Regions from separate parts of the Mus musculus genome. Here regions 2 and 3 are each linked to region 1. The links are chromatin loops, found by intact Hi-C in ENCODE. Cell type or tissue: heart. All regions are shown on one strand. Region 1 holds the start of AW495222 (expressed sequence AW495222). Region 2 has its middle 49 kb from the start of Gm41020. Region 3 overlaps Homer1 (homer scaffolding protein 1).

Region 1 (2,500 bases):
GAGTTCACCACCACTCCCAGCAAGTACAGGGCGAGGGGAGATGAAGAGATTACTAAAACAGAAACAAACCCATTACCTTCACTCAGCAAATACTGGCAAACACTGGCTCCCACCTTGAGCTGATGCATAACAATGATAGAAACAGAGACATCACTTTCTTATATTAGTCTCCCCAGAATTAAGGACACTGGATGGTTTTTGAGTAAAGATTCTTTAAAAGACCAATTATGGACTAGTCTCTGAAGCAGTATTTTCCATTCAAATGAAGCCTTTGGCAAATGCTGTTATTTTTAAATATGGCAAACACAGAGACTGAACATTGGGTTGGTTTCCACTGCTCTTTTATTTTAAAGGTGTTAATGAATTTATCTGTTTTCATTGCGTGTACATGTATGTGTTCATGTCTGCGTGTGGGTGTGTGCAGGTGTGCTCTCCCAGAACTGAAGTAACGGGGCTGCCCATCGAGGATGCTGGGAACTGACCTCTGCTTCTCTGCAGGAGAAGCACACACAGTGCTCTTAACCACTGAGCCATCTCTCTGGCCTCCGATCTTTTACCTTAATAAATATTTGAAGGCTAGTACATGGTGTTTCACAAACAAGAATCTCATGTATGTTATGTAATAATTTTAATTACATAATTGTGTTTTTAAAAAAGTAACAAGTAACTTTGCTTAGCTTGCATTTAGCCATGAATGGGGGTAAAGAGGGGAAAGCAGGTGACAGAACACTGGCTTTTGCAGAGTTCTAGAAAGAAAACGGGAAGGGAGGATTAAAGCTCAGAACTAGCTGACTCGAGATAGGATGCATCAATTCAGGGGAAATCCAATATTTAGTTCTAAACCTGAATGAAGTTAGGGGGTTTTTATCACTGTTTTGTTTTTAAGGGGTTTTTGAAGATTCTAATTTATACGATGAGAACTGAGGGGAAATGAAAGAGATGAACTCAGGAGGAACTGCTAAATGTATAGAAATGGGAACAGAATACCTCGATGTACTCAGTTAAGTGTTAATGAGCAGAGGACCTTTCTGGAAGTCGGGTTTTTTGTTGTTCATTTCTTTATGGGAATGAGAACTGCCTGCTCTAACCTCCCAAAGAGTCGACATAAACTAGATAAACGTAAGACTACTTTACACCACATAAAAGTGTTCTCATATTTCCTAAATTAGTTTGAGTTACTCTGAAATTATTTTTCAGTCTGCCAAAATTAGAGATTTTTTTTTTCAGGGAAACAGAGCGACTTCGCCGATGTTTCTGCACTAGAGGGCGCTCTGGCACTGTTGGGAAAGAGGACCCTAAAATGGAGCCCAGGGAGAGGAAGCAGAAGGAAAAACAAAAAAACCAAAAACATCAGAAAAATTGAGGCTAGAATACAGCGATGTTTAACTCTCAAGGGGTGGCTTCTCTGTCCTTTTTCCTGAGCATGGGGACAAATTTGTTTTGTTTTCTGAGGGCAGCTGGCCTTGCCTGAGTCCTGGCTGTAAACTTGAGTTCGCTGCAGCAGGCAGGACCGGCTTCCTGCAAGCTTGCATCAATGAGAAGGCCCAAGGGTAAGTACCTGAGCTCTCAGGTTAACCTAGAAATTAACTGTATAGTGTGTTTGTTCGGCTCATTACTAACCATCTCTACGTCTGCGCTGATTCTTTAGGATAAATACTCCATTTTATAAGAGAGCAGGCCAGCCAGCCAAGAGTTAAGTAAAGGATAGATTTAAACCCCAGAGTCCCCACTCGGAAGCTCATGTTTACAATGGCCCCTAAAACGTCAGTTCTCTGTAAAAGTTAGGGTTTTGTTTCTCCCACAAGGTAAATAGGACCCTGGTCACAGGAATCTGGATGTTGGGGGCTCAATGAACCCAGTGAATGTATGCAAAATAAGAGTCGTGGTAAAGCTAAGTCATAGAACAAGGGCTTCTGGGAACGCGCATAGGGGCTTTATCTTGATGACAACAGTCAATGTGGGAAGACCCTTCATAATTGTGGACACCACATTCCCTGGGCAGGGGATCCTGGGTAAAGTGCAGGAAGCCAGTTAGCAGCTGTCCAGGGGCTTGCAATCATTTTAGACTATGGATGTGACATGACCAGTTCTCTCAAGCCACTGTCACTGTGACTTCCCCACTCTGAAGGACTGTAACCTGGACCTGTGAACTGAAAGAAACCCTTTCTCCCTGAATTCGCTTCTGTCAGGGTATTTTTTTCCCCCACAGAAACAGGAAGGAAACTAAGACAGAAGCAAAGCAGAATCAATGCATATAAAAATGTTGTGTAAGTGGTTAACAATTGTACACAGAGAAGCTCTTGATTCCCACTGGTGGGGAAGACTAGACCCACACACACGGGACCACTGTCCCTGTCCCTCAAAAGAAAAGGACATTAGTTCGCCTAAGGATGATTGTGAGAGGGAAATGAAACGTAACAGAGGGAAAGCAAGGATGTGAGAGGTGATACTCAGATCCTCTGGCGTGTGCCTGCCAGAAAATGTCTGGGGTTCACCACTA
Region 2 (2,500 bases), 470 kb after region 1:
TTATTGTAAGTACCAGCAAGGATGCTGAAAGAAGGCTGCTAACTAGGAGGAGGGTGTACCTCAGATCTAGAGCATGTACAGTGCTCTAAGTCCAATCCCCATCACGGACGGACACACACACACACACACACAAACACACACACACACACACACACACACACACACACACACACACACACACACACGGGGACGAGGGGGAGGGAGAGGGGGAGGAGGAAGAGGGAGGGGGAGGGGGAGAGAGAAAGAGATCGAGCTATGCTAAAATGTATGGATTGTGATAAGAACCAAGTCCGAAGACTGAGAAGACTATAAAATATCCACCTATGTACCACTGACTACCACACACAGGTGCTGTCCTGGTGATGAGGGGACAAAGTGCAAAGACTTGCTGTGTTCTTTTTCACTTTCTTTTTGTTTTCTTGGTTTTTTATTACAAAGTATCTCAGGCTAGCCTGGAACATGTGGTCATCATGACACAGACTCGAGTGCTGGGGTTACAGTGGTACACCACCACACCTATCTTTTTGATCTTCTCACCTTAGGAATCTTCACCTGAAGTGGAGATGGCAGGTACTGGGAAGAGTTATGCAAAGGATGAAGACAGAGTGGGAAGCTGGGGGGATGCGGAGAGTCTGCAGGACTTGGCCAGCAAGAGGCCTCTGTGGGGAAATGTTAGTGGAGATTCTGAGTAGCAGGGGGCAATTTGAGAAAGGATAAATGCCCAGACTCTAGGGAAAAAACATCATTTTGAATTGTGGGTCTGTGAAGTGCAGGAAAGACCCTGCAGGAGGTGAAGATGGCCAGGAAGCAGGAACGGAGACTGTCCTGAGGTGAAAACAGACCAAGAAGGCCTGACAGCTTAGACATGTCACTAGACAGCCAGAAGGAAGAGTGGTGTGGAGTCTCAGTGGAAGAGTGGTGGGTATACAAAGCTGGAGATGGCATATAACGCTGTGATCTATAAACAGCTTAGGATATCCAGCAAGGCGTGAGAGCAAGATTGATAGCTTTGTGTAAACAAAAGAGGAATCGATATGAAAATCATTAAATGTGGTGATAACTATAGTTTCTAAAGAGAGCTAGCTACTGCTTAATGACCCCATTCCATGTGGCTATGTTTCTTAGCAGAAGTGGCTGGCCCAGGGCTGTACTTCCCAAGGCAGGGCACCTCTCAACTTGAATTCTCTGGCTTGTAGCCCATTCATCCCCACTCTTTTGAGCCGTCTCCTTGAAAGTCAGATGACCCCATAAGGAAGAAACAAAAAATATTCTCAAAGGCAGCAAAACTGTGGCAAAGGCAAAGATAAAAGCCAATAGAAAGATTTTTAAAAATCCGACTTTTTAAAAATAAATACAATTAAATGTATATTTTTATTCACTGAAATGCTGAGAAAACTAAAATATACTAACTTGGAAATTGAATTTTTTTTCATGTGTTGATTTTGTATTTAAATTCAAAGCTAAATATCTTCATTTTTATTATTTTTTTCATGTTCTTATTCTTTGCTGATGAAAAATATTTTATAGTTTATGAAAAGGGTTATTTTTTCCTTTGGGGAATGTTTATTTTTAAAATGGCAGGTGTCTCCCAACTTCTATACAGTTAGTCAGCAGATTACAATATTTGACTTAGAGTGTTGCCACTTTATGATGATGAGACAATACAGATCAAGGAAAAAAAAATGTACTTTAAATTTTGACCTTCTCCCGGATGAGTGACCTCAGTTCAGTAGGTTCTCTTGGTATAGGGCAGCAGCTGCAGTTCCAGGGAAAACAACAGATCCTTCTCCTTAGTGTACCGTGTCGCTAGGCTGCTTAGCATCCTCAGTACATTAAATGCACTGTCGTGGGCTCTGGCAGTAAAAAGTGATAGACTATTTACTTGATGTGGTCACAAATTACATCCCATGTGCTTCAAACAGTAATAGATGTGTTTAACCCAGATGTGTTTAAATGTTACAGAATGTAATTCATGCATTGAGATATAGCATGATACCCACTGATAGGAACATCTTATGTCTTTATACATCAACCGATACATAAAAGAAAAAAAAATGAAATGAATGCATTTTAGCCTGCAATGAATGGGGTTATTAAACCAGAATTCGTTCTAAGCCAGGGAACAACTATAGCATATTGTGTGACCCCCTATAGCCAGCTTCTATTGATGCTGAGCTGTAACAAGTCTTGTAAGGAACACGGTGTGCACCAGAATGTACAACTCCCTAATCTTTACTCTGCCCCAACATTTCAACAGATATAAGATTTTTTACTCCCTCTTTGAAGATAGAGAAATTCAGTCTTAAAGTGGGTCAGCTGGTCTCCAACATATTTTTACAAGATAAATATTCTTTTCCCTGAGCCCACCAGAAAAGCCAGATTTCAACTTTAAAAGTGTTGCTGTCATTTTTTTTTAAATTCAGATCCACATTTGTTTAAATCACTGAAAGTCTGCCATAGGCTGGGCACTGTGTGAGCCTCTGTGTTTAATCCTCAGAGA
Region 3 (2,500 bases), 380 kb after region 1:
GTATTCTAGAACATTCAAGTACGTGCAGGACCTAGAGGTAGGTAATCAGGACAGTGGAAATATGCTGTAGGAGGGTAACTCTTAAGAACTCCTTCAATTCTACTGCATGGACTGTCATAAAGACAGCAGGCCTGACCCCACTCAGCTCCACCGGCTCTGAATGTAATTACTTGCTAACCCATACGTTAGTTAATATTATCAAGTCATACAGTGCTGCAACCAAGAGAAGATCAGGGAGCTAGGGCTATATATCCTTTGGATTGTTAGCCTTCAAACTGTAAAGCTAAATAAATGCCTTTCTGATAGCTGGTACTGTTCTAATAATGAAACAGTGACTGACAGAAATTTTCTTATCATTTAACATTAATACAAAACAGAGATGCCAGGGATGTTCATTAAATAAACTAACCCATCATAAAGCTGAAGACTATGTTGCTTCATATAACTCAATATAATAAGGGAGTTAGTTTCTACAAATAACTTGAGGGGAAAATGCTATTACTCTAAGAATAATCACTTTTTGTTTTCTAAAGTTAAGCTTCAAAAAGTCTAGAAGAAATATTTTAATGAAAACAGAAATATGAATGAAACTGAACTTCTATGTTGTACAAAGCAAGAGAGTAAGATTATTTGAAGTAAATGTAGCTTACCTTTGAGCCATCTAAACTGATTATCCTATACACATTTCTTGTGCTGTCATAAAAATAAGATACAGTAACTGCATGCTTGCTGGTGGGTACCCAGTTCTTCTTTGTGTTCGGGTCAATCTGGAAGACATGAGCTCGAGTGCTGAAGATAGGTTGCTCCCTGAGGAAAGAACAGTTTTACTTCATTAGACAAGTGAACATAAAAGCTATACAAGTGACTACATTAACGAGAAACTTACATATATCCGCAAATAAAATAATCTTTCTTTCCAGTATGAAGTGTAAGTAGTCCAATATAAACTTTGTTAAAACAATTACACCCGATTCTTGCTACTCAGAGATTCTGTACACATGAATTCAGTTACCCACTAACGTCATCAGTAACTCTGCAGGCTTCTGTCAACTCGACACCACTAGAGTCACCTGAAGAGGAAACCTCAACTCAGGAATTGCATGCATTGAATTGGCTTTTGGATGCAGTCTCTGAGGAATATTTTTTGATTAAGGATTCATGGGGCAGGGGGTGTCCAGCTCAATGTTGGCCATGCCACCTTTGAACAGGTGGTTGTGGGTTGTGTCAGAAAGTAAGCTAGGCAAGGCAGTCGCAATGTTCATCTGTAAGTCCTGCTTCAGGTCCTGCTTCAGGTCCCGTCCAGGCTTTCCTCAATAATGAACTGTAAGCACTAAGCCAAATAAACCACTTCCTCCCCCAAGCTGCTTTTGGTTATTGTTTTATCAAAGCAGTGAAGAACCAAACTTAATAGTCAAGTAAGAACTTGTGGCTTTTTTTTTTTTAAGTTTTTGCTGTATACACAGAACACTGGGAAACGGGACTCACCTAGCCTATACTTTCCACCAGAAGATGAACAAGACAATACTGCCATCTTGTTTCAGCACTCAGACTATACAAGCAGCTGTCTTTTTAGTGGTTTGTTTAGCTTTTTTTTTTTTTTTTTTTTTTTTTTTGCATTTCTGTGCCATTGTAGATGCTTTCACTGCTTAAAATGGCCCCTCAGCAAAATGTTGAAGTGCTTCTAAGTGCTACATACTCATGGTGGAAAGTTAATGTGCCTTATGGAGAAAAGTGTGTTAGATAAGCTTGACTCAGGCATAACTCATACTATAATTGGTCACGTGTTCAATGTTAAAGCAGCAACAATAATAAATGAAAGCACACATCAACTGGGTGTTGTGCTCCCAGCATTTAGGAAGCAGAGACATGGAATCTTTAAGCTCAAGTCCAAACTGAGCTGCAAACATAATGAGAGACCATGTCTATAAATAAATTAGATAGATTGATAGAAAAAAGAAAGAAAGAAAGAAAGAGAAAATAAAGAAAGAGAGAAGGGAAGGGAAGGGGAGGGGAGGGGAGGGGAGGGAAGGGAAGGGAAGGGAAGAAGAAAGAAAGAAAGAAAAGAAAAGAAAAGAAAAGAAAAGAAAAGAAAAGAAAAGAAAAGAAAAGAAAAGAAGAAAGAAAGAAAGAAAAGAGAGAGAGAAAGAAAGAGAAAGTGAAAGAAAGAAAGACAGACAGACAGACAGACGTGTGAGAACTGTATGTGAAACAATGTTATGAACTGACTGGTTTATAAAAATGTGATGAGAGGCTTATAGAAACATGACATAATATTCCCTAGGAGCAAAAGTTCACCATTTGCTAATTAGGTATTCCTAGAACCTTTACAGATCCTGGTTGTTATGACTAGTAGGATATACCGTAGACTAGACTATAAAGTCAAGAAGTCCTTCCATTTGACCCTGCTGTAACATTTTACATTTACACCCCATGCATCATTCTGTACTAACTGAAAGGTCCCCTTCAATATACTATCCTTTCCTGAAAAGTCTATGGAGGA

What was found. A loop is a pair of places that touch in the nucleus more often than their neighbours do. Peaks named below come from ENCODE experiments on the same cell type or tissue, not always from the same donor. Only the 100,000 strongest peaks of a DNase experiment are listed, where the experiment ranks them.
Region 2: it touches region 1 in a loop (4-fold over the local background); 4 of 42 quality-filtered maps call a loop at or near these places.
Region 3: a loop joins it to region 1, with 2.5 times the contacts of the local background. A loop is called at or near these places in 5 of 42 quality-filtered maps.

The regions. Positions count from the first base shown.
Region 1 is chr13:93,717,934-93,720,433 of GRCm38, reverse strand. All of the region lies in intron 13 of Dmgdh (dimethylglycine dehydrogenase precursor), which reads right to left. It overlaps AW495222 (expressed sequence AW495222), which reads left to right and starts at 1,259. Exons shown (of 3, transcript NR_045086.2): 1 at 1,259-1,550. In heart, a CTCF peak has its summit at 1,258 (motif pointing right); no DNase peak of the experiment used is centred here.
Region 2 is chr13:93,246,270-93,248,769 of GRCm38, reverse strand. No RefSeq gene overlaps it. Among named protein-coding and RNA genes, the nearest start is that of Gm41020, 49 kb to the right of the region's middle. In heart, no CTCF peak of the experiment used is centred here; no DNase peak of the experiment used is centred here.
Region 3 is chr13:93,340,063-93,342,562 of GRCm38, reverse strand. It overlaps Homer1 (homer scaffolding protein 1), which reads right to left. Exons shown (of 10, transcript NM_147176.4): 2 at 651-807. Among named protein-coding and RNA genes, the nearest start is that of Homer1, 38 kb to the right of the region's middle. In heart, a CTCF peak has its summit at 1,523; no DNase peak of the experiment used is centred here.